Regions from separate parts of the Homo sapiens genome. Here region 2 is linked to region 1. A link is an interaction called in ENCODE POLR2A ChIA-PET data of the cell type or tissue named here. Cell type or tissue: MCF 10A. All regions are shown on one strand. Each heading gives the region's core, and the rest is flanking DNA. Links, peaks and the distances in the headings are about the cores only.

What was found. ChIA-PET counts read pairs that join two places held together with the same protein. Peaks named below come from ENCODE experiments on the same cell type or tissue, not always from the same donor. Only the 100,000 strongest peaks of a DNase experiment are listed, where the experiment ranks them.
Region 2: POLR2A ChIA-PET joins it to region 1 with 5 read pairs; 1 of 35 experiments calls an interaction of 5 or more read pairs at or near these places.

What each region holds. Positions count from the first base shown.
Region 1 is chr20:44,098,613-44,114,682 of GRCh38, reverse strand. JPH2 (junctophilin 2) reads left to right here. Exons shown (of 6, transcript NM_020433.5): 6 at 1,180-8,093. Among named protein-coding and RNA genes, the nearest start is that of JPH2, 81 kb to the left of the region's middle. RefSeq lists an enhancer at 2,882-3,395. In MCF 10A, for the core only: no CTCF peak of the experiment used is centred there; a DNase peak (open chromatin) is centred at 2,742.
Region 2 is chr20:44,465,746-44,481,815 of GRCh38, reverse strand. TTPAL (alpha tocopherol transfer protein like) reads right to left here and starts at 5,942. Exons shown (of 5, transcript NM_001039199.3): 1 at 5,825-5,942; 2 at 1,372-1,831. The coding sequence starts at 1,816. It also overlaps the pseudogene RPL37AP1. RefSeq lists a silencer at 5,837-5,966 and an enhancer at 6,057-6,146. In MCF 10A, for the core only: a CTCF peak has its summit at 10,189 (motif pointing right); a DNase peak (open chromatin) is centred at 10,225.

The DNA.
Region 1 (16,070 bases), core at 1,258-3,757:
GACAGTCCTGTGACTAATTGAGGCCCACCCACCTGCAGAAGCCAAGACCTAGAGTGTGATTTGATACCAGCGCACACACACACACACACACACACACACACACACACACACACACACTTACTTCATTAGCTTAGTGTTTGCAGAGCACCTGCTCTCTGTCAGGTGAGCACTGAGGGCTTCATTCACTCATTCATTTGGCCAACATGTACTGCTCTGCTGGGAGATGGGGATACAGCAGGGACTCACTCCTGCTCCAAGAATGGGGTGAACATAATGAAAGTAACCCTGAACTTAGAGCTCATTACAGAAAAGTCTTACCGTTCAAACACTGAGCACAACAGGTCTAGACTGAGCTCACCTGGGACGGTGGGACACTCATCTCCGTGCTCCCTTTCTCTCTTCCCCACTTCAGTCTTTAATCCCTTGGCACACCCAGCCTGCTCCTGTTCCTCTGCCCATTGGTTCCCTCTCAGTTTTTTCCCCATGATGGAGCTGGGGGCTGGGGTAAGTTCCCGTGAAGTGGAGTGGGCTGGGCTGGGCTGAAGGAGAGTGGCCCTCACTGCTCTCAAGGTGAAGCATCTACAAGACAAAATCTTCCCCCTGCTGGAACTAGCCTTCACAGCCTCAATCCCATGCTTGGCAATAATAACAGGGTTTCTGCCTTTTCCTCAGGCCCCCTTTTTTGATCCTAGCTTAGTTTGGGCTGGAGGTTCTTAATCAGCCCCAGGAAAGTCTATGCTGTCACCATGTAAACAGTCAATGACAATACCAGCCTGGTAAGTGCTGCCGTAGGGGTGAACACTTGAGCTCTGCAGGTTCCATGTTTCAACAGGGGCTCTGGGAATGCTTCCTGCAGGCACTGATTCCTTTAATGACCTGAAGGGTGAAAAGGAGTGAACCAGATGACAGTGGGGGAGGAAGAGGGAAGAGATGAGTGCAGCAGCAAAGGGAACAGCATGTGTAAATAAACAGGCAGGCAGCCAGGGCCAGGAGAGGCCTCGGGGACCCGTTTGTGACCTGCCGAGTATCAGAATCAAGGGACAGGGCTGTCTGGGGGGATGCAGAGGTGGGATCTTGCCCCAGAGAAGATGAGCCCCAAGGCTTGAGCCCTGCACCTGGCTTGGCGGCCCAGCCTCTGCCCTCCCTCCCTTGCCTGACCCTTTTGCTGTCTCTTTGCAGAGCCAGAAGTTCCTGCTGAGGACATGAGGACCCGTCTTTTTGCAGTGCCAGGCAGGGTGGCCAAAGAGGACTGGACTCTGGACCTGGAGCCCCGTGGTCCAGTTCACATTCACCCCACAAGAGTTTCAGGAGGCCTCCCACGGTGCCTGTGCTGGGTGGCGGTGGTGGTGCCAAGAGGAATGGAATGTCCTGGGCTCCTTCAGGAGCTCTCTACCCAGGGGCAAGGAGAGCCCAGAGAGAAGCGCCCTGGTCTCTTGAGCTTCCTGATCTGCTCCTGTCCCCCGCTCTCCTCCACTCCCTTGCCTTTCCCTAGGTTGTCCCCTCCCTGGGCTTTTGTGTGTTTTGGGAGATGTCACCTAACCAGGACATTGATATTCAATCCCATCCCCCTTCCTCCCACCCTGCCCCACTTTGATTTAATCCTTTGGCTGTGGGCTGAGGCCTCCCAGGGAAGCTGGGTGGGGTGGGTGTTGAGACCCCCTCAGACCAGCACAGAGACCTGTCCTTGTGCAGTCTGCACCCTGCACTCCCTCCCTTGCCTGTAGATGTTCTGGATGACAGTAGAGGAAATGGACAAGGTCAGTTTGAATATCCCAGAACACAGTGCTCTGTCTCCTCCCACCAGTCCAGTTAGCTTCCCTTCTGGACCAATAGACGAGGGGAGACCCCATGGATCCTCTGGCTGGGAAGCCACTGACCAGGTGGCCAGGGGGCAGGGTGGGAAGAGGGGTTAAGGTGCAGTGATGATGGCCTGTTTTGGAGTGTGTCTGAGACTGGGATTGCATTTGGGGTTTCCCGTGTGCTTGGGATGCTAGAGGGTCACCTGCAGGAGGCCTGGGGCCGGCGAGAAATCTCCTGTGATGCCCTGTGAAATGGCTTGTCTCCTCCCCCATCAGGGCCCACCGAAAGCTCAGGGGAGCACAGAAGCCCATGGAAGCCCAGGGAGATGTCCCTGGGGCAGACACTAAGGCAGGTGTTGAAGACAAGCTGCTTGTCAAGAAGCATTTCCCGGCAAGAGAGGGGCAAGTCTGGGGCTCCAACTGGGTACAGCCTGGGTGCAGTTATAAGCCCCTTTGGCTTACTTGGTAGAAGATGGCTACTTGGATGTACCTCACTTAAAGATGTTTTGTACCACACTAGGTCTCTGGGCCCTTGTGCTTCCTGTGGGTGGGGTGAGGGCCAAAGGCTATGGTTTCCTGCCTCCAGGAGAATGGAGAGAAAGGGCTTCCAGGCCCCTCCAAGCCTGGGGAAGGACGTGGCATCCAAGCTGAGCCAGAGGGAACTGCTGCTGTCCTCCCTTCATTTCTGTGGACCTTGGAGGCTTTGGCTTTGTGGCAGGGCCTCCCCAGGCAGCTCTGGGACCTAGGAGTTTGCTTCTGATAGGGTCAGCTTTCCCATTTCCCTTCAATGCTTGGGAACCTTCTCCCTTAGCTTCACACTTGCCGTTTCAAGCCCTGCTGGGACCTTGTGGCTTGGCTGGAATCCAGGACTGTATTTTCATGGAGAAGAACCTGCAGATTCTTCCATCCTCAGCTGGCCATGGCCCACAGCTCTGCATCTGCATCTGAGCTTCTCAAGACTCCTGGAGCATGAGGGGAATGGGGCGGGGCCACTGCTCTGTGCTGACGGGCTCCGTCTCGGAGATTCTTGTCCTGTTTTTTTTCTGTTGTTTTTTTTTGGCTGGTGCTGGGGACAAGCCTGTGCCTGCCAAAGCTCCCAGGCCAAGTTTGGGGGCTGGTGTTTGGGGTTGGGTTTGGGGTTCAGGATGCTGCAGTCTGTGCAATAATAAACCCGCATCTGCTCACGGGCTCTGGCTGGGCTGCAATGTGCTTGTGGGTCCAGGATGAGGGGCTGGCTCAAGGAGGGTGGGTGGGAAGAGGCTGGGGGACGTGGGTCCTTCCCATCTGTGTCCTTGTTCTCACGATCCTTGAGGGGCAGCTGAAGGGCTTCAGTTTGAGTGGGGGCTGAAAGACCATAGAGCTTCTACAGTGGAGTTTCTAAAGCAAACTTCCAGAAACTTCTATGAGTAGATGACAATAGAATCAAGAGCCTGCCCTTTGAGGTGGAGTCCCCCCAGCCTCCAATGCTAGCCCAGCCACTTTCTTCGCTTCTCTGAGCCTCAGTTTTCTCATCTATAAAATGGGGATAATTACAGAGCCTACCTCCTGGTAGTGAGGATTACATTAGATGTTGAGGCTGTAGAAAGCAGTGGAGAAATGGAGACGAGTGTTGTTATCACGCTATGGTGCTGTTAGCTCTGCTACAAGCCCTCTTGCGTTTTGGTAGAGGATCCCAGGGACCCCAAAGGGATGGAGGTGATTCAGATACCAGTTGTTTAGTCAGAATATCTCAATCAGTGGGGGAGCCTGAGGGGATCGCCACATTCCACAGAGGCTTAGAGCAGAGGGACTTGCCCAAGGTCACGCACACAGCAAGTTGGTGGCAGGAAAGCAGTTCTCTTGACTTTTTAGGAATAAGTACTGCCCATGAAGTTACTCTCACAGCCGGTGGTTCCCAGCGAGGGGGTTGGAGAAGAAGGTCCCTCAACCAACAGTAGGCTCGAGTTCAGGCACACCCTGTCCTCAGGAGCCTGGCTCCCCTACCCAACCCAGCCCTATCACTGATGGGCCATGTGCTCCCTCACTCCCTCTTTCTGTGCCTCAGTTTCCTCTTCTGCTGAGGAGACTCTAATCCCTGCCCCATGGTCTTCCTCATAGGCAATGCAGTTGTGAGGCTCAAATGAGATAGATTATGGTGATAAAGAGGTTTTAAGCTGGGCATGGTGGCTCACACCTATAATTCCAGCACGTTAGAGGAGGCTGAGGCAGGTGGATCACTTGAGGTCAGGAGTTTGAGACCAGCCTGGCCAACATGGCAAAACCCCATCTCTACTAAAAAAGAAAATACAAAAATTAGCCAAGTGTGGTGGCGCGTACCTGTAAACCCAGCTAGTTGGGAGACTGAGGCAGGAGAAGCACTTGAACCCTGGAGGCGGAGGTTGCAGTGAGCCAAGATCAAGCCACTGCACTCCAGCCTGGGTGACAGAGCAAGACTCCATCTGGAAAAAAAAAAAAACACAAAAGTTTTCAAAACTCTGGAATGATGCTGGGATTCCAGGAAGGATGGGCTTGGAGGAAGCACAGGAGGGGAGGTGGGAGTGGAAATGGGGAGGGAATTGTTATCTGTAGCCTTTGATAAAAACCCACAGAGGGAAAGCAGGTGGGCAGCCAGCCCAGTTGGCCGGTCTGCAGATGGGGTGTGTCTGTGTGTGTGTGTGTATGTGTGTGTGTTGGATGAGTTGGGGGCAGGGGTGGCTGTATTGAACTCACTTTGGATGGTGTGCAAAGGAGGCGGCTTCCTGAGCCCCAGGTTTGGAGACTCAGAGCCAGGTAGGGTTAGTCGGAGACAGCACCCCCTGTTGGCTCAAGGGTAGGACACAGCCAGGCCGATGCCTCCTCTTCTAATCTTGACCACAGGCAGCTCTAGGAAGTCTGATGGGTCTCCTGCCATGCCCGGAATGCATTTAAGGTGGTTTGTACCATGCATGAACTTAAAAGCAATGCTGGCCCACTGCCTTGAGGTCTCTGCAGGACTCTTCCAGGGCAGTGAAAGGGAGGGGACCTAGGAACCGTGGGAGTCAGATTTGGGATTCGGGCAAGAAGGGAAGTTTCATAATCTGATGGACCCACAGAAGACCTGGCTGTTCTGGGAGAGATGCAGGCCCAGATGATGACCTTTGGAGGTGCCATGCCTGAAAAACTGATATGAAGATGCTCTCCCCCAAATAAGTGACTCAGAATACAAATAATACCTAAACTGTAAAACATAAAACTTGCATGTATGCTGAAATTAAAATAGCTCTTAGGTTCTTGTTTTGTGCAAAACTCTGACTATGCCTATGGAGGCCAGTTCCCACTCCCTCACTCTCTCAGCCTGTCTTGCTGGTACACTCAATGGAGTCAGGTGGCCGTAGGTCAGGCCCTGTGCTAAGCCCTTCACCTCCTGTATGTGGTGGCAGAACAGCTGTGTGGTTCAGAACATGGTTGCTGGTTCAAATCTTGGCTCTGTCCCTTAACATCTAGAACTTTCTTACTTTTCTGGGGGTGATGAATACCATGTTACCTGCCTCTTCAGATAGAAAATATGAACACAGCACTTAGAACAATTCCCAGCATGGTGTGAGCAGATGGTAAATGCACTGCTATTTTCCATTCTTCGCAGTATCTCCATGGTGTAGGTATTCGTCCACCCATTTTGCAGATGAGGAAAATTGAGCCTTGGGGAGATGGAGTGATTGGTTCAAGGTATCACAGAGAGGGAAGGACAGAGCTGGGACTGAAACCCAGAGCTGTGCTCTTTTACAGAACCACACTGCTCCCACCATGAAAGAGTGAGCTTCCCATCACTGCAGATGAGCCAGCTGAGGGGAGATGCTAGTCAACAGGGATGTGGCAGGGGACATTTGTCTATTGGATATTAGTGGATGTGATGATTCAGAATTCCTGAAGGAGTTCAGGGAAGGAAGTTTCCTTCTTCTCTGAAGAAGCTTGAGGAAATAACTCCTTAGGTTGTCAGAGATGGAGGCACTCTAAGATATCAGCTCATCTGGCCCCCTGTTTTTCATATGGGGAAACAGGTCTGGAGAGAGTGTCGTGATTTGTAAGGATCACACAGCAAGTCAGTGACAGAGCCTGGACTGAGCGGGGAGTCATATTTTGTCCACAGACCAACTGCAGGTGAGACCCTCATGTACGGCAACAGATGCCAGGGCACCTCATGTGTCAGAACATTCACCATTCACTCCAGGCTGTCTTGACCAGGTGCCTACATTACAGTCACTTCTTCTTCCTCTTTTCTTTTTTTTTTTTTTTGAGACAGAGTCTCATTCTGTCACCCAGGCTGGAGTGCAATGGTATACAGTCACTTCTTAGTGACCTTTTAAAGCTATTTACATCTTGAGGCTGTAAAGTCAGCAATCTTGAGGCTGTAAAGTCAGCAAAGTCTGAGGGAACAATCTCCCCCTCTCCCTTCAGACCCCAGATACAAGTTTGGGGATCTCCAGGGCCACCATCAGTTCATACTGACTGGCTACAAACAAGGGGGTTCCTATGATTATCCTCATACTCAATAATTCACTAGAAAGACTCACAGAACTCACTGAAAGCTATTCTACTCAAGTCACATTGATTACAAGCAAAGAATGCGAATCAGAACCAGCCAAGGGAAAGGGACATAGGAAGGAATCTGGGAGGGTTCCAAATGCTAAACACCCGTGTCCTCGGTATCTGTTACCTTGCCAGCATTGATAAGTAACAGTATGACAAAGTATGGCCAACCAGGGAAGCTAACCAGTGCTTCAGTGTCCAGAGTTTTTATTGGGACTTCATTATGTAGAGGTGATTGATTGAATCATTTCCCACATGGTTGAACTTAACCTCCATACCCCTCCCCACACCCAAAGGTCAGGCTGACATCACATAGCCCAAAGCCCCAATCTTTTAACCCTGTGGTTGATTTTTCTGGCATGGCCAGCACTCACTATAAGCCATCTGGTTAGCATAAGCTGTGAGTTGTGGTCCCAGGAGCCCACCATGAATAACAAAGACACTCCTGTTAATCAGGATATCCTAAGGGTTTAGAAATTACTTCCTAGGAGCCAGGACAAAAATCAGACCTCTCCCTCAAGGCCCAGTTGCTAACTACACAACCCTGTATCTCTTCCTATCCACAGCTTCTCCACTAGACTGAGTTCCTTAAGAGAGGGGCTATCTGTGATTCATCTCTATATCCATGCATTAGTTAGTGTAAGCTTGGCTGAGGTAATTGACTCCACAGTTTATAATTGCTATACACCATATAAGTTTGTCATAGAATAGCTGTCCCTCATCATAATGATTCAGGGACCCAGGTTTTTTCCATCTGTGGTTCTACATATCCTAGGGCTTTTTTGGTCTCTGCATCTGCCAAAGGAAAAGGAAAGAGAGTATGGAGGATGGAATTTGCTTCCTAAAAACTTTCACCAGGAAAACAGCACACATCACTTCTGCTCATATTCCACTAGCCAGAGCTCAGTTGTTTGGCCTCAACTAGCTTCAAGGGAGGCTGGGAAATACGGACTACATGTGTCCTCAGGGAGAAGAGAAGGATGTGGGTTTTGGTAAACAGACAAGACAGTACAGCCTGTAGTACCATCCCCATTGTCCCACTTAGGTCTCGGGGCAGAGTAGACATTCAGTGAGTGCTTATTGAGGAAATGGATATGGTGGCCATAAGAGGCAGTATGGTTGGGGAGTGGGGATGGGTTGGGGCTTTGGAATTGGACAGACCTAGTTTCTAATCCTGGCTATATCACTTCTTTGCTGTATGTGGAAGATGCCATCACTGATTGGATTCTGCAGGAGCAGACACTGAGAGTCACCTAAGCTGCAAGATGTTTATTAGGGATCAAAACCTGTGAAAGGAAGGAGGAAAATGCAGAACAGGGCAGAGGAAGAAGTCTAACTTGATGCAGGCCTGACAAAGTCCAACCCAGTGGGAGCTCCAGAGCAAGGATTGCTTGTAGAGCATCTCCCATTGGGCTTTTATACCCCTCCCTTGCTCTGTTACTGGGTGATATGGTTTGGCTGTGTTCTCACCCAAATCTCATCTTAAATTCCCACCCACACGTTGTGGGAGGGACCCAGTGGGAGGTAATTGAATCATGGGGGCAAGCCTTTCCCGTGCCGTTCTCGTGGTAGTGAATAAGTCTCATGAGATCGATGATTTTAAAAAGAGGAGTTACTCTGCACAAGTTCCTCTCTTTGCCTGCTGCCATCTAGTAAGATGTGACTTGCTCCTCCTTGTCTTCCACCATGATTGTGAGGCTTCCCTAGCCACTTGGAACTGTGAGTCCCATTAAACCTTTCTTTTATAAATTGCCCAGTCTCAGGTATGTCTTTATCAGCAGCATGAAAACGAACTAATAAACTGGGTATGGGCTGCTCTGGGAAGGGCATGACCTTGGGTGAGACAGCTCTCTGAAGCTGGGGCAGACCCTGAAGGAACTGACAACTGGAAGTTGTCTGCTGACCACACTTCCCACTGCAGAGAAGCAAGTCCTTCTTGAAGGGATAAATGCATGATGCTTCTCTTTCTCTACCACATACCCAACAGCCATTCCTAACCCTGCTCCTATCTCTGCCTCCACTACAGAGGCGTGAGCAAAACTCATGATCAAAACTCATTTCCTAGCTTCCTTTGCATCTAGGAGTAGCCTTGTGATCCAGGAGACGTAATTGTCCACGAAACATAAGGGAAAGCTCACTTGGGGTTTCCTGAGAAAGACTTTCTTCTATGATAAAAGAAGAGATGAAAGCAAACAAAGTCTCTCTTGCTACCTTGGCTTTCCCCCTTATTCTTGCTTTTGGATGCAGGTTGGGGGTCGTGGGTGCTGATGCTTGGAGCTGTGGCAGCCATTTCACAACCATGAAAGGAAGGTCAAGAGAATTGCCAAGATGCCAACCCAGTTGATTCTGAAGCTACTGAATCAACTCTTGAACCATCTACAACCAGACTTCTTGTTAAGTAAACAATAACTGTTCTCAAGATTTAAGCCCCTCTTCATCAGGTTTTTTGTTACTTGGGGCCAAACACATTCTAACTGTTAAAATGTATGATCCAGGGCAGGTTACACAATGTCTCTTAAACTTCATGCTTTTGTTGAGATCTTTCTGACACACCAAAGCTCTTCCCATACCCCAGATGCTTCTCTACACAGGAGGTTTCCTGGCAGAGCATGGGTATGTGTGTGGGAATGGGGGAGTGGTGGATGAGGGGGGTGCAATTAATGTGGCCTTTGTACAGAGCCCATTACAAATGGGTGGGATTGGTTATGTGCACAAGGTGGTTTTTAGGTATGTGGATGAGGGGAAAAGGAGATCCCTGAGCCTCATCAGAAATATAAAAAGAAATTATAACATCATTTGAGATACATGAAAGTTAAGCAGAAAAGGGAGAGTGGAATGAAATTCTCAAAAAAGAAAGCAAGTGTAGTAGTGCAATATTGCTGTGATAATACTGCATGACAAGCAACCCTCACGATAACAACCATTTTTTTTCTTGCTCATAGATCTGTGGGTTGACTGTGTTGGCTCTGCTTCAGGCTAAGGGAAAGGTTCAGGTTTCCTCCAGTTGTTTCTCATGTTGGGACCAGTGCCAACGGAGCATGTTTATCTTACGGTGGATGGCAGAAGTGCAGGAATGAAAGCCTCTGCTCCTATCATGTCTGCTTAGATCCTATTGGCCAAATCAAGTCCCATGCCTGAGCCCAACAACAGTGGTGTGGGGGAAGTAAACTCTTCCAAATCTAGAGGCAGGTACTTACCACAAAAAAGTGGACATATGATTTCTTTTCTTTGAGACAGGGTCTTACTCTGTTGCCCAAGCTGGAGTGCAGTGTTACATCATAGCTCTTTGCAGCCTCAAATTCCTGGGCTCAAACTGTTCTCCCACCTCAGTCTCCCAAAGTGCTGCGATTACAGGCATGAGTCACCACACCTGGCCGTATTATTCTTTTATACGGAGTGAAGAATTGGGAATAAAATCCCAATCTACCACCGCAGGAGAAGTCACAGAGAAAAATACAGTCAGAGGAGGGGGTTCCTATGAGTGTCCAGTCTCCAGCCATGATGACATTATCCCTTCAGACTACCTGATCCTTTTGGGCTGCACTGATACTCACCAAGGACCCTCCCTCCAACTCCACTCATTATTTCATTTCACAAGTTCAGTTTTTTCCCCATGTTCTCTTCTTTCCTCATCTTTTCTTCCCCCCAATCCTATCTAATATCAGCCAGTAGAATTATCTTTCTTAGTATCTACTTGGATTGGGTCCCTATATCCAGGTAGAGACAGTGAGAAAAGCTAGTGATTACTCTTTTCTTAGACATGAACACCTGGACATTCCCCAGTTGGTGGTTTAACTTCTCCCTCTTTGTTCCTCCATTTATTTTTTAAAATATTTAAGGAAGTCAATGACTTACAGAACCTTTCATGGGCACTTGGATTAAAGAGATACAAGAGGCATAGTCCTTATACTCCAGGAAAGAAGACCTGGAATGTCTTACCTGATGGCCTGGCATTAAACATGCCAGGACAGAGGGATGTGCAGGAGGCTGTGAAAATACACAAAAGCATTGTGAGTTTGGAAGAGAGGGAATGGAGAGGACTCTGATTTTACCCCTACCTATCCTTCCAGGATGATTCCTGGCACACAGCTCTCTGTCTCAGACCCGTTAAATACAATTATTAGTGTGGTTATTGTTTATCTGCCTTTGCCAGTAGGCTGTAAACTCCGTGCACTTAGGGATGTGCCTATTTTGTTCATTTTTGTTGTCTTAGTCCTTTTGGGCTTCTGTAACACAATACCACAGCCTGGGTACCTTATAAACAACAATTTATTTCTCATGGTTTGGGAGTCTGAGAAGTCCAAGATCAAGGCACCAACAGATGTGATATCTGGGGAGGGACTGCTTTCTGGCTCTCAGATGGCACCTTCGCTCTGTGTCCTCACATGGTGGAAGGGGCAAGGCAGCTCTCTGTGGCCCCTTTCATAAGGGCACTAATCCCATTAATGAGGGTGAAACCCTCATGACCTAAGCACTCCCAAAAGCCCCACCTCCTAATATTGTCACATTGGCAATGAGGCTTCAACATATGAGTTTGAGGGGGACAGCAGCATTCAAACCATAGCACCTGGATTCCCAGGTTGTTACACAGCTCATTAATGGCTCATAATTGGCACCACTATGTTGTAAAAACTATTTTTTCCTGATTTCAATAAGAGTGAAAAGATCTCAAGGTGGTAGAAGGTAAGTGGCAGTACTTAACTTTCACAGACAAGGTGAGTGCAAGTTCTGTATGGGCAACGTGAACCAATAGCAATCAGAAGGTTTGACATGCAGGGATTTTTACCAGGAGCTAATCAATCCTGGTATCCTTGGGGAGATGAAATAGCTGGACCATCTGCTAAAGTATTACTGGACAAACTGTAGGTTTGATAGGCAAAAGTCTAACTTGAGTCACTGCAAAAGAAAGCCACGGCTTCATACCTAGTTCCCAGACCTAAATAAATTCACAGACCCAGAGAGCCTTGACTACAGAGGATGGACCTCACAATGACACCTTTGTTAGAGGACAAAGGTGTTCTTTCAGTTTTTTGAGGAATCTTCAAGGTGTTTTCCAAAAGGCTGTACTTATTTACATTCCCACCAAGAGTACACAAGGGTTCCCATCTCTTCACATCTTCACCAACACTTGTCACTCATCTGTTTGGTAATAGCCATTCCAACAGGTGTGAGGTGAAATCTCATTATGGTTTTAATGTGCATTTTCCTAATGATTAGAGATGTTGAGTATTTTGTCATGTATCTGTTGGGCAATTGTATCTAATCTTTAGTGAAATGCCTGTTCAGAACCTTTGCTCATTTTTAATTGGGTTATTTGTTTTCCTGCAGTTGAGTTTTTGAATTCCTTATATACTTTGGATATCAGCCCCTTTTCAGATTTATAGTTTGCAAATATTTTCTCTCAATTCATGGATTGTTTCTTCAGTCTGATAATTATTTCCTTTGTTATGTAGCCTGGAAGTTATGTAACCTAGAAGAAATGGATGACTTCCTAGAAGCATGTGACCTACAAAGATTGAATCTTTATGGGAAGTTTAAACATTAGTAATTCAACCTCTTTACTTTTTATAGGTCTACTTAGGTTATCTATTTCTTCTTGAGTCAGTTTTGGTAGTTTGTGTCTTTCTAGGAATTTGTCCTCCTCCACTCTTCTAGTGGACTTCTAGAATACAGATGCGATCATGCAGCTCTGTTGCTTACCTATGCCTTTTTTGGCTCTATATTTTCTGCAGCATTAATCTCCAAAATCAGGGGCAAGCAGTGCAAGGAATGCACAATATTGAATGTGAAAATAGATATTATTAATTTCTACATATGTATTATTGAAAAACAAATATGTTTAATATATTGCTAATATATTGAGAGTCATAATTGTGAATAAGCTTTAAAGGTATACAATTTCTTTCTTTACACTTTTATTTTAGGTTCAGAGGTACACATGTAGATTTGTTATATAGGTAAATTGCATGTCATGGGGGTTTGGTGTAGAGGTCGTTTCATCCCCCGGGTAATAAGCATAGGACCTGATATGTAATTTTTTTATCCTTACCCTCCTCCCAACTTCCACCCTCAGGTAGGCCCCAGCAACTCTTGCCCCCTCCTTTGTGTTCATGTGTATTCAATATTTGGCTCTTACTGATAAGTAAGAACACATGGTATTTGGTTTTCTGTTCCTGTGTTAAGTCTACTTAGATTAATGGCCTCCAGCTCCATCCATGTTGCTGCAAAGAACATAATCTTGTTCTTTTTTTTGGCTGTGTAGTATTCCATGGCATATAGGTATCACATTTTCTTTATCCAGTCTACCACTGATGGGCATTTAAGTTGATTCCATGTCTTTGCTATTGTGGATAGTGCTGCAATGAACATATATGTGCATGTGTCTTTATGGTAGAATGATTTATATATATGCCTTTGGGTATGTATCCAATAATAGGATTGCTGGGTTGAATAGTACTTCTGTTTTAAGTTCTTTGACAAGTCGCCAAACTGCTTTCCACAATGGCTGAACTAATTTACATTCCCACCAGCAGTGTATAAGTATTCTCTTTTCTCTGCAACCTCTCCAGCATCTGTTATTTTTTGACTTTTTAATAATAACCATTCTGATTGGTGTGAAATGGTATCTCATTGTGGTTTTGATTTACATTTCTCTAGTGATTAGTAATGGTGAGCATTTTTTCATATGCTTGCTGGCCATGTGTATGTCTTCTTTTGAAAAATGTTCATATCTTTTGCCCACTTTTTAACGGGGTTGTTTTTTGCTTGTTAATTTGTTTAAGTTCCGTATAGTTTCTGGATATTAGACTTTTGTTGGAGGTATAGTTTGCAGATATTTTCTCCCATTCTGTAGGTTTTCCATTTACTCTGTTGACAATATCTTTTTGCTGTACAGAGCTCTTTAGTTTGATTAGGTCCCATTTGTCAATTTCTGTTTTTGTTGCAATTGTTTTTGGAGTCTTCAACATGAAATCTTTGCGAGAAGCTATGTACAGAATGATATTTCCCAGGTTATCTTCCTGGGTTTTTATAGTTTTAGGTTTTACATTTAAGTCTTTAATCCATCTTGAGTTGATTTTTGTATACAGTGTAAGAAAGGGGTCCAGTTTCAATCTTTTGCATACGATTAGTCAGTTATTCCAGCACCATTTATTCAATAGGGAGTCCTTTCCCCATTACTTATTCTTTTAGTTTTGTGAGTAAACTCTTCTTTTCTTTCCCTCTGAAGTCTTGTCAGATTTTCTCCTAAGATTCAGTCTTCAGAATTTAAACAGAGCATGTGTCTAAGGTGAGTTCTTTAGGAATTAATCCAGTCCTGGAAACAACGTGCTCTTTCGGTGTCAAAATTTGAGACTTCCGGCCAGGTGCAGTGGCTCGTGCCTCTAATCCCAGCACTTTGGGAGGTGGGCAGATCACTTGAGGTCAGGAGTTCGAGACCAGCCTGACCAACATTGTGAAACCCTATCTCTACTAAAAATGTGAAAATTAGCCAGGTGCGGTGGCATATTACAGGTGGTGCACCTGTAAACCCAGCTACTTGGAAATCTGAGGCAGAAGTGCTTGAACCTGGAGGCAGAGGTTGCAGTGAACCGAGATTGCACCACTGCACTCCAGCCTGGGTAACAGAGCAAGACCCTGTCTCAAAAAAAAAAAAAAAAAAATCAGTCTTCAGCTCATTGAACTTATCCTCTCAAATAGGATTAATTGTCCAACTCTTCTAATTCTGTATTTCCCTGCAGCCTGGATTCTCGTGGGGTGTTTTGCACCTGCCTCCTAAATGTCCTCCCTTCCCCTGGTCTACCTGTTCTTTCATCCCTATGAGGAGATGTCCTATCACTTACTATACCATGATTCCCATTTATTCCAGTCCAACTATTGGATATTTCTTTTAATTTTTCAAACATTTTACTTCCAGAAAGTCATCAAACCCAAATTGCATTTTCTTGAAAGTTCTTATTTATTTGTTATTAAAGTTTTCTCATCTCTTCCACTAACTCTTTCACCTTCTTTAGGAGTTAATTGTACAAATTGCCTTTCTTTTTCCTTTTGCTTTTTTATGCCAGGGTAGTTAATAGTGGAGGTAGTGAAAACCAACCACTTAAAAACTAACAAGCAGACACTAAGTCTTTTAAATGCATGATAACATGTAATCCTATCAACGATATAATTAGACAGACACTATCATCATCCCTATTATGCAGATGAGGAAACTGGTGGCCAGAAAATTTACATGATTTACCCCGAGTAATTTACCGTGACTCCAGGGCCCACCCTTTTAACCTCCACCCTCCATCCTCTATCTCTTGGTGGTAGAGAGGGTAATTACCTCCTCTCGTAACTATTTTCCTTTGCTATTCCTGGCCACTAGGTTCTCTGAGCTTTCTTATAGGTCACGACATAAAAGTGTTGATCAGGGCAAACTAGCAGCGAGCAGAACGCCCTGTGAGTGCTTATCTAACAAGCTGGCAACTTGCAAATATATCTAATATTCAGGAAAACTTTGTAGCTGCATTTAAAAACTCTCCCAGCTGCAGAGATTTGAGTCCTGCCTGCTTCAGGTCCATGGTATTGAGCCAAATAACGCCACACTCAGCAGACAGAAGACAGCCCTTTGTGAATATCAGAGGCTGGCAAAACATGGCTGGTGGGCAAAATCTGGCCCGATGTCTGATTTGTTTTTTTTTTTGGTCTTTGAGCTAAGAACAGTTTTTACATATGTATGTATGTATGTATGTATGTATGTATGTATGTATGTATGTATTTTTGAAACAGAGTATCACTCTGTCACCCAGGCTGGAGTGCAGTGGTGGGATCTTGGCTCACTGCAACCTCCAGCTCCCGGGTTCAAGCACTTCTCCTGCCCCAGCCTCCTGAGTAGCTGGGATCACAGGCATGAGTCATCATGCCCAGATAATTTTTGTATTTTTAGTAAAGACAGGGTTTCACCATGTTGGCCAGGCTGGTCTCGAACTCCTGGCCTCAAGTGATCCGCCCACCTTGGCCTCCCAAAGTACTGGGGTTAAAGGCATGAGCCACCATGCCCAGCTGGTTTTTACTGTTTTAAATGGTTAGGGTGGGAAACAAAGGAAGACTAGTTCATGATGTGAAAAATCATGTAAAATTCACATTTCAGTGTTATGAATAAAGTTCTATTGGCCCACAGCTATGCTCATTTAATGATGTATTTTCAACCTTCATATTGACAGATTGAACTGAGGCAGGAGAATAGGGTTTGGACCAGGCAACTTAAGGCCAATGTGTGCTGACTTCCTAAGGCTGGATCAAAAGGGAAACACTTGGGTCTGGGGGCAGGGACTCTAAGACCAATTAACACCCACTTCCAAAAGCTAAGCCAAAAGGAAAAACTCCATCTTGCCATGCTGGGATAACAAAGAATCAAAGGTTACTCTCCATACAACCTTCCACCATGTCTCAGATGGAAAGGAAAGTGCCTTGGATTGGCTGTGGGCCAAGTGCTAGCCATCCCCCCATCTGCGTAGGGTGCCGATCCACTCCGTCTCCAGATGACTGCGGACCAATTCACTTCAGCTTTAATTAGCCATGGGCCAAATCCTTCATCCAGATAAAGAATGGACATCTTCAGCGGTGCCATTATTCTTCCTACCACACTCTCTTCCACAATCTTGATGGAGTAACTCCAACTCTAGAGCTAGCAGGAAAGTGAAGCTTAGAAGGTGTATTTGATTTTGTTTTTAATCAGCCCTA
Region 2 (16,070 bases), core at 8,803-11,302, 360 kb before region 1:
AGTACCTAAAATGGCAGGTAAGCCATTAACAGTGGTCTTGGTACATACATAGTAAAGTCTGAAGAGAATGGTTTAGCCTCCAAAGAGAGTTTGGGGAATGAGTAAAGGCGGAGGAAAGTGCATGGAGGTGTCCACTCCCCATCAAACTTCCCTTCAAGAGGGCGTTTATATGAATGAGCGAAAGAGGGCTATTAGTGTGTTCTCATTCCCTGGCTTACTTGGGGAGAACATTGCATCTTACTTTCCATTTTTCTCTCAGCTCTGGTCTGATGGAAAATGTTGAGGCTAGGAATGGAGTAGAACATTCCAAAGTTTAATAACGCTTTTGGTGTCATGGAAGAGAACAGGCCTAAGAATCAGAAATCTTGAGTTCTGGCAGCCCCTGGTCATTGTGTTGAAATGCTCCCCAAAGAGCATTTTTTTTTAAATTTTTTGTAGAGACAAGGTCTCACTATGTTGCCCAGGCTGGTCTCAAACTCCTGGCCTCAAGCAATCCTTCTCCCTCACCCTCCCAAAGTGCGGGGATTACAGGTATGAGCTGCTGCGCCTGGCAGGGGAGTATTTCTAAATGCTCTTTTAGTGGCAGGGAGCCCCCATTCGTAAACCACCATGACAAAGAAATGTAAGGTATCCTAATCACTGCCATGAAATGCTAAGATCAAAAAACAAATCCAAAGTGAATCCTGTCAGTGGCTTCACAAAATAGAGGAAAGGAAGGAAAGGTTGGAGGAGGCACAGAGGAGGCACCTTTCCAGGTGTCTGCCCAGTCCGCACCCTTGCACTGATACCTGTACCTCAACCTATTCACAAAGAGGGCTCAGAGAGGGCCCTGGCAGTCATGCTTGTATCCTATGGCCAGGGGCAGATTCTTAGGCCCCACCAGATGCTCCCCACTAGAAATTGGGAATCTGCATTGAGGAACTTAATTTGGTGGTCAGGCAAACCTGAGAGCTGAGAGGGTGCCAGATTTAACTACGTGCACAGGAGCGGGACAGCCATACACAGAAAAAGTGTGAAGAAGATATGCAAAAGGCAGAAATGTGTGGCTGAAGGATACACAGACCGTCAGGCAGAGACAGGGAGAACGGCTGTCTTGGCTCCTGGTGGCATTCTGGTTCTTGGTTCTAGGCCCTAGTAAAAGCTGCCACGCCTTCAGCTCTCTGGTTCTGGGAGGGACTCCTGTCTCCTTCGACTAAATCCTCCCTTTTTTCTGAAGTTGGTTTGAGTAGGTTTGTGTTATCTGCAATCAAAAGAGCCTTGACTATAACAAAGGAGGGGTAAAAAAGGGACTTGGAAAGGAGGACAGGGTGCTGAATGGACACACTGCAGAAGGACTGGACACACACACCCCACAACAGTCTAGGGAGATACCTGGGCGGATGCAGACGACATGGCAGCCCCTGGGGTCAGTGTGGGGCAGCACGGTGAGGAACCCGGAAGCAAGGACATCTTTTAAGGCTGATGGCTTCAAGTTATTGAAGACTTCGGGCCAGCTTCTTCTACAGCTGTGGTAGTTGACGAGGAGCTGCAGGGCCCGGTCGTAATCAAACTTGCGGGCTCGGAGGAAGCGCAGCAGGAAGGCATCGTCGAGGGATGTGCTCAGGTTGGGGTACTCCTTCCGCACCATGTCACGAAGGGCCTGCACATCTCGAAGTCTCCATTCCGGCTTTTCCTGCAGCTCTTCCCGGGCTTTGGTGACCAGGTCTTCTGTCAGTGAGCACACATAGCCCGGAGGCTCAGGTGGTGGTGGCAGCTCATTTTCAGAGAGTGAGGCCACAGAAGGGCTGGTTCTCAGAGAGTCACTTTCTTCGGACATTAGCTACCAAGGTCCCTGCCAACAGAGAAGCCCTAAGCAAAGTTAACAAGTGCTTATTTCAAATCCTAGGGCAGTACAGTGTAGGGGACAGGAACACTTCTGTAAAAACCGAGTAACCTCAGGGCAGTGTTTCTCAACTGGGGGCAATGAACTGGATCTAAACCATACACGCAAGTCTGACCCCAGGCCGGCTGCTGTTAGTCCCCAGGGAGGCAGGCAGCAGCTACAGCAGACTATACACTCCCTAATAAACACCAGGGCCTTCCTTATAAATGTATTAATAGGTGCTCGACCTTATTCATCATTAAATAAATGTGAATTAAAACAACTGTAATGTATATGCTGTAATCCCAGCACTTTGGGAGGTTGGGGCAGGCGGATCACCTGACCAGCCTGGCTAACATGGTGAAACCCCATCTCTACTAAAAATACAAAAATTAGGTAGGTGTGGTGAGTGCCTGTAATCTCAGCTACTTGGGAGACTAAGGCAGGATAATTGCTTGAACCCGGGACGTGGAGGTTGCAGTGAGCCGAGATGGCGCTGCTGCACTCCAGCCACAGCAAGACTCTCAAAAAAAAAAAAAAAAAAAAAAAAAAAAACAACTCAGATTCAGATTGGCAAAAATAAACGTACTCTAATATGCTTGCTGCTGCTGGGAGTATAAATTGACAGCCTCTTTGGAGGGCATTTGTCAATATCTTCAGAATGTAAACCTACATGCCCTTTGGGTCAGCAATTCCATTTCTAGGACATATACTTGTATATATATGCATAATATGCACATGGCCTTCACAAGTATTGATTATAATGATAAAAGATTGGAAACATCTTAACTGCCTATCAGGGGAGACTGGTTAAGTAATATTACCATATTAATGGGGTACTAGTCAGTCATGAAAAAGAATTAGGGGGCCGGGCGCGGTGGCTCACGCCTGTAATCCCAGCATTTTGGGAGGCCGAGGCAGGCGACTCATGAGGTCAGGCGATCGAGACCATCCTCGCTAACGCGGTGAAACCCCATCTCTACTAAAAATACAAAAAATTAGCCGGGCGTGGTGGCAGGTGCCTGTAGTCCCAGCTACTAGGGAGGCTGAGGCAGGAGAATGGCGTGAACCCGGGAGGCAGAGCTTGCAGTGAGCCGAGATCATGACTGCACTCCCACCTGGGTGACAGAGCAAGACTCCCTCTCAAAACAAACAAACAAAAAAAGCGAAAAGTAGGCAGATCTTTATGAATTGACATATTAAAAAAGCAAGTTGCAGAATAGTGTACAGAAAATCACGTTTTTAAACTATACACATACACTTGTGAATGCACACAAAACTTCTGGAAAGAGATATAAGAAACTTACCAATGGTTATCTCTTGGAACAGAACTGGACAAGTGAAGATTTAAGATGAGAAAGAGGATTTTTACTATACTGTTTGAATTTTTTACTACACACCCATGTAACTTATCGTGGCAGTCGGGAATATGTGCCGGTCAGATCTGCTGGGAAAACGTAATTGATAAAGGGCCCCAGTGGCTGTCCCTCTAGATCCACTATCCAGGGGAAGCCAGAACTTTCCACAGCCCTTCTGTGGCCTCACTGCTCCTAGCCAATGATTTAGTGAGACATAGGACTCCTCTAACAGGCAGCGTTTGCTTGAGGGCCTGGCCAAACCTTTGTTGGGACTGCCCTGCAGTCAGAGACTTGCTGCCCAAACCTCCTTCACAGGAGCTGATCTGCATCACTGCCAGTGGCTCTTCCTGACTTCTCCAGCTCCCTTCCCAGGTGCTGTCCTTCGCAAGGGTTGCCTCTACATTTCTAGCACGTCTAACCTCATCCTAGTGTCTGCTTCTTAGAGGACCTGAACTCATGCACTTTTTTGTTTAAGAGAGAGACAGGGTCTTGCTCTGTCACCCAGGCTGAAGTGCAGTGGCGCAATCATAGCTCTCTGCAACCTCGAACTCCTAAGTTCAAGCAATCCTCCTGCCTCAGCCTCCCAGGTAGCTGGGACTATAGGCACACACCACGCCTGGCTAATTTTTAAATTTTTTCTTGGGCTGTGTGTGGTGGCTTATGCCTGTAATCCCAACACTTTGGTAGGCTGAAGTGGATGGATCACCTGAGGTCAGGAGTTCGAGACCAGCCTGGCCAACATGGTGAAACCCTGTCTCTACTAAAAATACAAAAATTAGCCAGGCATGGTGGTGCGGGCCTGTAGTGCCAGCTACTTGGGAGGTTGAAGCAGGATAATCGCTTGAAACCAGGAAGCGGAGGTTGCAGTGAGCCGAGATCATGTCACTGCACTCCAGCTTGGGCGACAGGGCGAGACGCTATCTCAGATAAATAAATAAATAAATAAATAAATAGATAGATAGATAAATAAATAAAAATATATTTTAAAAGGACCAATCTGCTGTCTTGAGAATGGACTCTAAGGGAGTGAGGACTGAAGCAGACCATTTAGAGGCTATTGCAATAATCCAGCTGAGAGATGCTGGTGGCCTGGAGTAGGTAGCCTTCACTGACCCCCAGCCAGGTTAGGTGCCTCCCCCGCACTTCTCCCACCCTGTTGCAATTGTCTGTTGGCAATTTGTGAGCAACATCCAAGTTTGTCTTGTTCATCACCTGAAACCCAGCGCCTAACATGGTGTTAGACACATAATCTGCACTCCATAAATATTTGTTGAATGACTTTAGTCTGGTTGGCACAGGTATGCTAAGTGAGGAATGGAACAACTATGGCTTTGTTTCTATGGAAGTAACCAAGAGATGCCTGCAATCCCATCAAACATCAGTGTTCACAAGGTACAAGCCTCACCTCAAAGCCCCTCTCCAGCCTCATTTTCCATCGCACCCCACCTTGATGCACATTAAATGCCAGTCAAAACAAACTAATAACCCATCATCCTTGGAATAACTCGTGCACTTCTGATACACTCTGCCTGGAATTTCCTCTTCTAATTTGTTCCTAACTTGACAGCTCAGGCTCAGCTGCCATGTCACCACCTCAGTGAATCCTTCCCAAACTCCCTGAGGGTGATTCCCTCCAGTTTTCCACAGAACTGGGTTCCTATTTCTTTTTTAGAAATTACAGTCCAATGCTATGGGCATTTATCTAGAGTCAGTTTCACCACGCACTCATTTATCAAATAATTACCGATCACCTACCATATATGTCAGGCACTGTGCTCACAGGCACTGGGAACACAGACGCAAACAATACAATTCCTTGCCTAATAAAGCTTACATTATAGTGGAATGAAGAGAATGCATACTTGAGCATTTTACCATGTATCAAGCATTGCTAAGCCCTTTACCCATTTCCTCATTTAATCTTCACGTTATTTGGTGAGAGCGCTATTACTGTTGCCATTTTACAAAGGAGGACAAAAAGGACTGTCCCCTAGAATCTAAGTTCCACGAGGGCAGAGGGCTTGTCTGCCATGTCCACTGCCACCCCCAGTGCCGGGCACATGGCAGTGGTCTGTACACATCAGCGGAGGATATAGGTTAAGCGATTCGCCCAAGGGGGCACACCCGGTGAGGCAGAGCAAGGATGCGTCTAGCCCCACCCTGGGCTTCTAATCTGTACCCTCCACCTGGAGCTTCATGTTGACTCTCCAGGGACTCAGCAGTGCCGAGCGCTCAGCAGGACTCAGTCACAGGCTGGTGAATGAGCTGACAGGCGGACATATGAGTGAGATGCAGACACCATTGGTAACGGTGAAGCCAAAGATCTCCCCCACCTGGAGCCCATCCTTTCTGGAGCATCACTTTCCTTTCCACCCCTTCCTCTCAACAAGGAGAGGTCAGGAAGCCATCTCTCCTAGAGCCCCCGAGACCCCATATCCCGTGGACAACCTTCCGAGGCCCCCACTTCCGGCTGTCACCCCCTCCCCAGGTGTCCCCATTTCCTGGGGTCTCTCGCTCCTCTGGTCCCCACTTCCGGTTATCCTTCCCTCTCAGGGGTCCCTCTCCTCAGCTCCCAGGGCACACGGATGGGCTCGCGGGCACTCACCGGCCCGACTACGGGCGGAGCGCGGGTCAATCGGCGGCGGGAGCCTCGTCCGGCAGCGCACGCAGAACCGACCCGCACTCCCTGCCCGGCCTGCCCGGCCTCTCGCGCCGGAAGTGACGATCCAGGGCGTGGGAGGCGGGGCTCCGCCTAGGAGCGCGCATGTGCGACGCCTCCCCGCGGCGTTGGTGTTCAGTCCCCACCTGGCTGCCGGAGCTCCGAGCTGCGGACCTGGAGTGGCTGGGAGGAGCTGGGGCACCAGCCGCTTGTCAAACCCGGCTTATAGATGGGGAAACTGAGGCTCAGAGAAGGAAGGAAAGAAGCTGCCATTTTCCAAGAACATGCTAACATGTACCTGTTGTTTAACATCCATGATCTCATTAACTCCTCATATTTATGCAATTCCCCTATTTCAGGAAAGGGAAACTGGCAATCAAGGCAGTAAAGGGCTTCAAACCCGGACCTCAGGATTAGCATTCTAGACTTCCCCCCACTATGGCTGCTATCAGGACTAGCTGCTCCAAAAAGGGAGACTCCAAACCAGGGGACATCTGTCTGTCATTAACTGAGTGACCTGGAGCAAGTCCCCATTCCTTCTTGTGCTTCCGTTTCCTTACCTGAAACCTGATTCTTGCTCTGGAGCCTGATTCAATAATTACTTTTTTCCTGCTTTGGGGTTCATTACGTTCCCTCCAGACAAAGGCTTTACTAACTCCCACCCCAGTCCATTAAGATCCGCCCGCAAGTATTTTGTGCAACTGCAACTTTGAGGCAAATCTCCTAGGTCCCTCTGAGGCAGAACCTCTGGTGGTCCAGGAGAACTCTGAGCCTAAAGAAACGACCTTAAACAGTCTTTTCATTTTCCTACCCCAGGGGCAAGAGGAGTCCCAAGAAGATGGGAAGTGACCCATGAGGGCCACAAGAACGTGGCAGTTTCTGCCAGATTGAGGGGCAGGGGGCAGCAGTATGGAGGCGACCTGGGAATCATGAGTTTTGACTCCTGCTCTCAGTTTCATCACTTCTAAGATTGACAGACAAAATATATAACATTCACTACAGTTTGAATTTCAGATAAACATTTAAGCATGTTCCTTTCCAAACACACACACACATACACACAGATAAGTGTGTCCTATGCAACATTTGGGACACATTTATACTTTAAAAATTGTTGTTTATAGGAAATTCAAATATGACTACTGGGCATCCTGGATTTTGTTTTGTTTGCTAAATCTATGTATTATTTTCCTGTTACTGTTACAAGGAATTACTGCAAACTTCATGGATTGAAACAACACAGATATATTCTCTTGCAGTTCTCTAGGTCAAAAGTCTAAAATCAAGGTGTTGGCAAGGCTGCATTCTTTTGGGGATTTGGAGGAAGCATCAGTTCCTTTCCTTTTACAGTTTGTAGAGGCCACCTGCATTCCTTAGCTTATGGCCCCTTCTTCAAATCACCTCAACCTCTGGCTTCTGTTGTCACCTCTACTACTGACTGATCCTCCTGCTTCCCTCTTCTTATAAGGACTCTTGGGATTACATTGGGCTCAGCCAGATAATCCAGGATAATCTTACCATCTCAAGATCCTTACATTAATCACATCTGTGAGATCTTTTAAAACGTAAGGTAAGGCCGGGTGCAGTGGCTCACGCCTGGAATCCCAGCACTTTGGGAGGCTGAAGCAGGTGGATCACTTGAGATCAGGAGTATGATGAGACCACCCCAGCCAACATGGTGAAACCCTGTCTCTACTAAAAATACAAAAATTAGTTGGGCGTGGTGGCACACGCCTGTAATCCGAGGCCCCCACTTCCGGCTGTCACACCCAACTATGCGGGAGCCTGAGGCAGGAGAATCACTTGAACCCAGGAGGCAGAGGTTGCAGTGAGCCGAGATCATGCCACTGCCCTCCAGCCTGGGCGACAGAGCGAGACTCTGTCTCAAAAAGAAAACCCCCCAAAACAGCCGGATGTGGTGGCTCATGCCTATAATCTCAGCACTTTGAGAAGCCAAGGCAGGTGGATCACCTGAGTTCAGGAGTTCGAGACCAGCCTGGCCAACCTGGTGAAACCCTGTCTCTACTAAAAATACAAAAATTAGCCAGGCCTGTAATCCCAGCCACCTGGGAGGCTGCCTGGGCTCAAGCCATTCTCCTGCGCCCTGCCAAATGGCAGCTCTTGTGGCAAAGGGTGAGGGATGACCCTGTCCTAACCAGGCTGTCCTAGGTATTGGAATAAATTCACCCCTCTCCTTAACCCAAACCTAGGACCTACTACTGGTACCTGGAGCCCAGATGGCAATCCTAGATGTTGCCAGCAGGAGAAGAACTTGGTCTCAAGGGCAGGGCAGGGAGAGGATTCAGAGATGCCCCAGAAATCCCTGCCTCTTCCCTCAACTGAGGGCCATTATTTCTTGTTCCTCTTGGTATTACATTTTAGAGAACCAGATTATATCAGGATTAGAACATCTCCGATAAACAATGACAACAAAAAGAGTTTCTGCTTTTTGAATTATATATACCAGGCACTGTGCTTGTATGATCTTAATTTCACCTTACAATGACCCTGTGAACAGCGAGCTAGGATTGTCCCATTTACAGAAGAGGAAACTAAAATCCAGAAAGAGGCCAGGCTTGGTGGCTCATGCCTGTAATCCCAGCAATTTGGGAGGCCAAAGTGGTGGATCACTTGAGGTCAGGAGTTTGAGACCAGCCTGGCCAACATGGTGAAATCCCGTGTCTACTAAAAATACAAACATTAACCAGGCATGGTGGCAGGCGCCTGTAATCCCAGCTACTCTGGAGGCTGAGGCAGGAGAATCACCTGAACCCGGGAGGTGGAGGTTGCAGTCAGTCAAGATTGTGCCATTGCACTCCAGGCCGGGCAACAGAGCGAGACTCCATCTCAAAAAATAATAATAAAATAAAATAATGTAAAATATTCAGAAAGAGAAAGTCTCCTAAGGGCTCAAGATATGAAAGAGAGAGCTAGGTATCAATTCAAGCCTGTATGACACCATGGTCCCAAATTTTACTTTGTCCTAAAGGTCATGTAGCCCTGTCTCTGTTTCTACAGGTTGGGAAAAAGGATCAGAGAAGGACAAAAAATTGCCCAAAGTCACATGATGACTAAGTGTTTGAGCTGGTATTTGATGTCTGTCTTCTCTGCCTTGGACACTCAGAATTTATGGAGTCTGAACAACCTCTTGAAAAGACTCATTTCCTTATGTATAAAATGGGGATATGGCCTTTGTTTAGAGGGGATCCTTGGGAGGATGTCATAGAACGGCATGTGCAGGTCGAGCACGGTGGCTCACATCTGTAACCCCAGCACTGTGGGAGGCTGAGGCGGGCGGATCACTTGAGGCTAGGAGTTTGAGACCAGCCTGGCCAACAGGGTGAAACCCTGTCTCTACTAAAAACACAAAAAAACAAGCTGGGTGTGGTGGCACACGCCTGTAATCCCAGCTACTCAGGAGGCTGAGGCAGGAGAATCGCTTGTACCGGGGGGCAGAGGTTGCAGTAAGCCGAGATCATGCCACTGCACTCCAGCCCGGGCAACAGAGTGAGACTCTGTCTCAAAAAAAAAAAAGAATGGCATGTGCAGAGTTCTGGCACATTGTATCATGAAATGTCTGTTTATCGGTGATGATCACCCCCTCTCAAGCAGAAAGATCACCAGGGGGCGGCTTGCCCTGTGTCTTGGTTTGGAAGGTTTCAAACATCTTGCTCTCCTCGTTTCATCCAGCCTCTGAAGAAAAAAATCTTGACATTGCATTGCATACCTGCTGGAGGAGGCTAGACATGCCTGAGCTGTCTCTGTTCAGGGCCTGTGATTCTGAGCTCAGAAAATCTCCTAGGACCAGCCTTAGTATTGATTCTAAGGTAAGGCTTATTTAGTTTTATTTATTTTCTTTTTATTTTTTTTTGAGATGGAGTCCCACTCTGTCACCCGGGCTGGAGTGCAGTGGCACAATCTCGACTCTGTGCAACCTGTACCCCCTGGGTTCCAGCGATTCTCCTGCCTCAGCTTCCCTAGTAGCTGGGGCTACAGGTGTGTACCACTACGCGCGGCTAATTTTTGTATTTTTAGTAGAGACGGGTTTCACCATGTTGGCCAGGCTAGTCTCAAACTCCTGACCTCAGATGATCTGCCTGCCTCAGCCTCCCAAAGTGCTGGGATTACAGGAGTGAGCCACCGTGCCCTGCCTGGCAAGGCTTATTTAGGATGGCACCACAGTATAGGGCATAATTTCTCAACATTAGCACTATTGACATTTGGAGCTGGAAAAGTCTTTGTTTCGGGGGCATGGGAGAGATGTTGTCCTGTAGGATGTTTAATGTCATTCCTAGGCTTTACCCACTAGATGACAGTAGCACTCCACATTCACAGTGATAAAAACCAAAGGTATCTCCAGACATTGCCAAATACCAGCTGGGAGACAAAGCTGCTCTGAATTAAGAACTAGTGTGGGAGAAAGAATGTTAGGTTCTGGTCAGACAGACCTGAGTCTAAAGCCTGTGTCACTTACCAGCTGTGTAACAATGGAACAGTTATCTGTCTCTCCAACCCTTGGTTTCATCAACCATAAAATCCTATACTAACTGCTACCAGTCACTGAATGCTTTCATTGGTACAGTGATAAGCTCTTTGCATGGATAGTTTCATTTGATTGTCAATAACAGAATCATGGGACCAGGCACGGTGGCTCACGCCTGTAATCCCAGCACTTTGGGAGGCTGAGGCAGGAGGATGACTTGAGGCCAGGATTTCAAGACCAGCCTGGCCAACATGGTGAAACACCATCTCTCCTAAAAATACAAAAATTAGCTGGGTGTGGTGGTGGGTGCCTGTAATCCCAGCTGCTCAGGAGGCAGAAGCAGGAGAATCGTTTGAACCCGGCAGGTGGAGGTTGCAGTGAGCCGAGATCGTGCCATTGCGCTCCAGCCTAAACAACAGAGCAAGACTCCACCTCAAAAAACAAACAAAAAAGCCCCCCACCAAACCCCCCAGAATCCTGTAAAGACACTGACCAGTGGAAATAGGGAGGAAGATGAGGAGGGAGTGGTCCATATCAGGCATCTTCTCTGTACCTTGCATGAAAGCAGGTGACCTCACATGCATCTCTGCGCTGTCACTGGCTGTGTGATCTTGGGCAAATCACATTTCCCCTGGGGCTCAGTTTCCTCATTGGTGAAAATAATACCAGCTGGGGAATTCTGGAAAGATGGAGGCAATAATGCCTAGCATAGATTTGAATATCCCCAAATCCCCAAATAAAAATAGAAAAAAATTCATAAACACATTTACAACAAAACTAAGTGACAAGGCATCTTCATGAACTCCAAAAAACGTGTGGGGACAAATCACCAACAGCTACAAGGCCTGCATGCCATTGGCATCTCTGTGCAGTAGAAACAGAAGGGAAGCAGCAAGGTGTCTGGCGGGCCTGAGACATGGAGAGTGCTAAAATTGCAACATGTATTCACGTGTTGTTGGGAAAACAGCAGCTGAAACTGGAAAGCGTTTGCCAACTCCAGTAGTGGGCGAGTGTAAGGTGTTTGCCACACAACCTAAGGTTTAAAGGAGTTTTTAACCCCTGTGAATTACTGAGTCATTTTAACCAGTAATTATAGCATCTTTCCATTTTATCAGCCCCTGTATCCTTGAAAATGAAAGATTCCAAGTGTGGAAGAAAGGAACTACAGGTGTAATACAGAATAGATTCCATAAACATCCTATAAAACTCTATTTACATTGGATATATCAATGTGAACTCGAAACTATTTTTAAAGGAAATGTATATGCGTGTATTCATATATATAATACCTAGTTCTAGCTATTAAAAAGACTTAAACCATAATCAATCTTGTAGCAATGAGCATATCTTGCACCCAGATAATAGTTTTGATTAATACAAATAAAAAGACTTCTTGAAGAAATTACTCATTCCAGATCTGTAGCAGGAAATATACAAAATAAGCCTGGAATATCTTGTCACGCCAATTAACAAGGAAGCTATCGAAGGCTACCAGGGTCACACCAAAAGGACTTACAAGCCAGCCTGTGGATGAAACAATTTTAGCTGCAACAAAGACAATACTTGCAGTTGATTGAAACTTATCAAATATGTTTAGCCGGGAGTGGCGGCTCACGCCTGTAATGCCAGCACTTTGGGAGGCTGAGGCGGGCGGATCACCTGAGGTCCGGAGTTCGAGACCAGCCTGACCAACATGGAGAAACTCCGTCTCTACTAAAATACAAAAATTAGCCAGGTATGATGGTGGGTGCCTGTAATCCCAGCTACTGGGGAGGCTGAGACAGGAGAATCTGTTGAACACGGTAGACGGTGGTTGCAGTGAGCCAAGAAAGATCATGCCACTGCCTGGGCGGTTGAGCGAGACTCCATCTCAACAAAAAATAAATAAATAAAAATAAAAAGTGGACTCAACTAAACAATAACATCTAGGAATGCACACTCAGATGATTAAGTCATGAAGAAATGCAAGGAAGTAATTAATAGTCGGATTAGTGATTATTTTGGGGGGATGGGCTGTGATTGGTATGGAGTACCTGGTGAGGTGGGGAGGGGAACCCTGAGGTGGCTGAAAAAATTCTGTATTTTGACCGGGGTGGTGGTTACAGGGTGTTTGCCTTGATATAACTCACTAAGCTACAATTTTTTTTTTTTGAGATAGTGTCTCACTTTGTTGCCTGGGGTGGAGTACAGTAGTGTGATCTCAGCTCACTGTGGCCTCAGACCTCCCTAGACTCAAGTAATCCTCCTGCTTCAGCCTCCTGAGTAACTGGGGCTACAGGTACGTGCCAACCATGCCTGGCTAATTTATGTATTTTTCGTAGAGATGGCATTTCAGGTTTTGCCATGTTCCCCAGGTTGGTCTCAAACTCCTGAGCTCAAGTGATCTACTCACCTCGGCTTCTCAAAGTGGTGGGATTACAGGTGTAAGCCACTGCACCTGGCTGCTACAAATTTAATTTGTGTGGTTTTCTGCAACTGTTTTGCTCTATAATATAAAGGTTTTAAAAAATGAGGACAGCAACACTTACTTCACACTATGTGTGTGTGCATATGTGTGTTTACATGTACATATACATGTATCTAAATGTATGGTTTCTGTTAGCACCAGGTATGTAGGTAGATGCTCACTAAATATGACTTCCATGTGAATTTTGTTCAAAACACTGACCCGTGTGATTTCAGCACCATTACCGACATTACTAACTTGTGTGGCTAATTAAAAATAGTTCATGCTTCCCAACTGGGGCAGAGACTGGAAAAATAAAACAAAATAAAAAATCGTTAATGGTTATTAGGTGATACTATGTGCCAGGCACTGTTTCCAGTGCAACTAATCTAATTGAATCCTTATAACTGTATTATGATTATTCCCATTTTACAGAGAAGAAAACTGAGGCTTAGAGACTTTCCCTGTGGCCACACAGGAGGTGGCAGGGCAGCCTGTTTTGTTTTGTATTATTTTGTTTTGAGGCAGCGTCTCACTCTGTGGCCCAGGCTGGAGTGCAGTGGCACAATCTTGGCTCACTGCAACCTCTGCCTCCTGGGTTCAGGCTATTCTCTTGCCTCAGTCTCCTGAGTAGCTGGGATTACAGGGACATGCCACCACGCCCAGCTAATTTTATTTGCATTTTTAGTAGAGATGGGGTTTCGCCATATTGGCCAGGTTGGTCTCGAATTCCTGGCCTCAAGTGAGCCACCCGCCTTGGCCTCCCAAAGTGCTAGGATTACAGGCATGAGCCACCGCACCTGGCCAGTAGCCTGGTTTGGAACCCAGGCAGTCTGGCTTTCAGCTCTGCCCTCTCATCCACTGTAGCATATGTACCATACTGTTTTTTACTTGGTGTCTAGTGCCCCTGTTTGCAATAATAACTCCCCCTTATGGAGTGCCTGCTAATATGTGTGCCATTCTTTGACATTCACTACCCGAATCTCACATCAACCCTGGAAGGTGAAGGTACTTGTTAGTCTGCATTTGGTGGCTAGGAAAACTAGAACTCAGAGAGCTGAAAAACTTGCTCAAAGTAACAGAGTAAGTAAATGGCAGTAAGTGATGGAGGAGGAGTTTGAATTGGGGACGGGGAGGGTTCATACTCTGACCCTTGGGATTCTAAAGAACAAAGTGTCCTATACTCTTAAACAGATGCTCATCTGATGGGTCTGACCCAGTTTGAGGTCATGCGTTGCCCAACCAGTGGTCCGGAGCCTGGCTTGGCTTGAGAAGTGTCCAGACGCAGGCTGGGGGAAGTCAGAGGCTTCGCAAACACCAGACATGTTTGACCCCAATCAGAGGGTCGTGCAAAGCTTGTGACCCCGGGCCTGGGGTTCCCTAAGGAGCGAGAGACTCCTGTTTCTCCATGTGCCAGCCTTGTGCTCACAAGCTGCAGAATCAGGTCCTAGAACGAAGCTGGCCACCTCTCGGGACAGGGTAAAGAGATGCCCATGGGTTGGCTGTGCAGATTTCCCAGAAGTGGGAAGAACCTGGCTGTGTTTTTGTGGTCACACATTGATTTCCTAACCTGAGTCAGCATGGCTGCTTGGAGGTACAGTATGTCCTCTCTGTTCCCAGGGGCCCTGGATCCCAGCCTGGCTGAAGCATTTCCAAAACAGGGCCTGGAATAGTGAGGGAAACGGAAGGGGTGGAGATCCCAAATCCCCTCCGTCAGTACCAGCCACCCACCGTTGTATTAAAAACGCCCAGCATGGACTGAGTTCTTACCAGGTGCCAGGTCCCGTGCTAAGCATGTCATATGTATTCACTTAACTAACCTTACAGAGATGCAATGGAGTAGAGGCTCTTCCATTTAACAAAGGAGTAAACAGACTCAGAGAAGCCACATCACTTGTAAATGGTCCCACGGAGATGGAATTTGCAGGTCTGTGATTGTGGAATTCTGGAGTGTTAGCTCCGCAAATTCACTACTTCACTCAGCCCTCACCACAAACCCCCACCCAGTAAGGTGCTGCCACCCGCAGTAAGGATATGAAAAAACTGAGGCTGGGGGTGGTGGACATGACTTGTAAGATGTTTCTAGAAAGCTCTGCTGTGACAACCAGTAACTGTTTTTTAAAAGCCCAGTCCAACTCTCTGGGCTCGGACCTAGTTCGCGGTGACATGGCCAAACCTACCAAGAAAGTCGGGATCGTCGGTAAATACGGGACCCGCTATGGGGCCTCCCTCTGGAAAATGGTGAAGAAAGTTGAAATCAGCCAGCAGGCCAAGTACACTTGCTCTTTCTGTGGCAAAACCAAGATGAAGAGATGAGCTGCGGGGATCTGGCACTGTGGTTCCCGCGTGAAGACAGTGGCTGGCGGTGCCTGGACATACAATACCACCTCCGCTATCACGGTAAAGTCCGCCATCAGAAGCCTGAAGGAGTTGAAAGACCAGTAGACGCTCCTCTACTCTTTGAGACATCACTGGCCTGTAATAAATGGGTTAATTTACGTAACAACAACAACAACAAAAAAGAGCCCAGTCCAAACCCACAGCTGCTAAAATTTGGCCATGGCTACCCAAAACCCCCACATTTACTATTACCCCTATACCCACCACATTCTCCTAGGATGGGAAGAGGAAGCAAAGAGTTCTTTGGTGACCATCTCCCTGGAAGGGTGGAATGGGGTCATGGGGGCTCTTCCATGAGAGGGGCCACTATATGTAGAGAATAATGTGTGGCCATTATGAGGGGGCCCAGTGGTCTCATGTGGGCATGGACATCTAGAGGCTGAGAGAAACGGGCTGCCTGGCTGAACTGGTGAAGGAGCCAGTGTGGGCGTGCTAAGGTAAGCCACATTCCCAGGACTTTCGGAGTACAGGCTGCTGGCTGGAGTGTTTCCCATGGGCCAGTGTTGGCAGAGAGCACCTACAAGGGGTCCTCTTGGGTCCTGTCCCCTAGAGCCTCCTGGAGGGGCAGAGGTGTGGCAGCAGCAAGAAGCTTGAGTTGGATGTTGGGTTCCTAAGGGCTGACGAAGGACTTGCAAGGGACCCCTATGAGGAGAGATGCATCCCCCAAGGTTAAGAGTGAGAGGGCCCCTGTGACAGTGGCCATCTCCATGGAGCCCACGACAGAAAGGGGCAGCTTGAAGCCAGCCAGGATGGTGGCAGCTCAAGGGAGACCCTTCCTCTCCCCTTGCCATCTCCAACACCCCCCACTGTACCCCACGGGTGGGTGAGGGAAGGAGAGATAGAGAAGGAGTCACCCACACCAC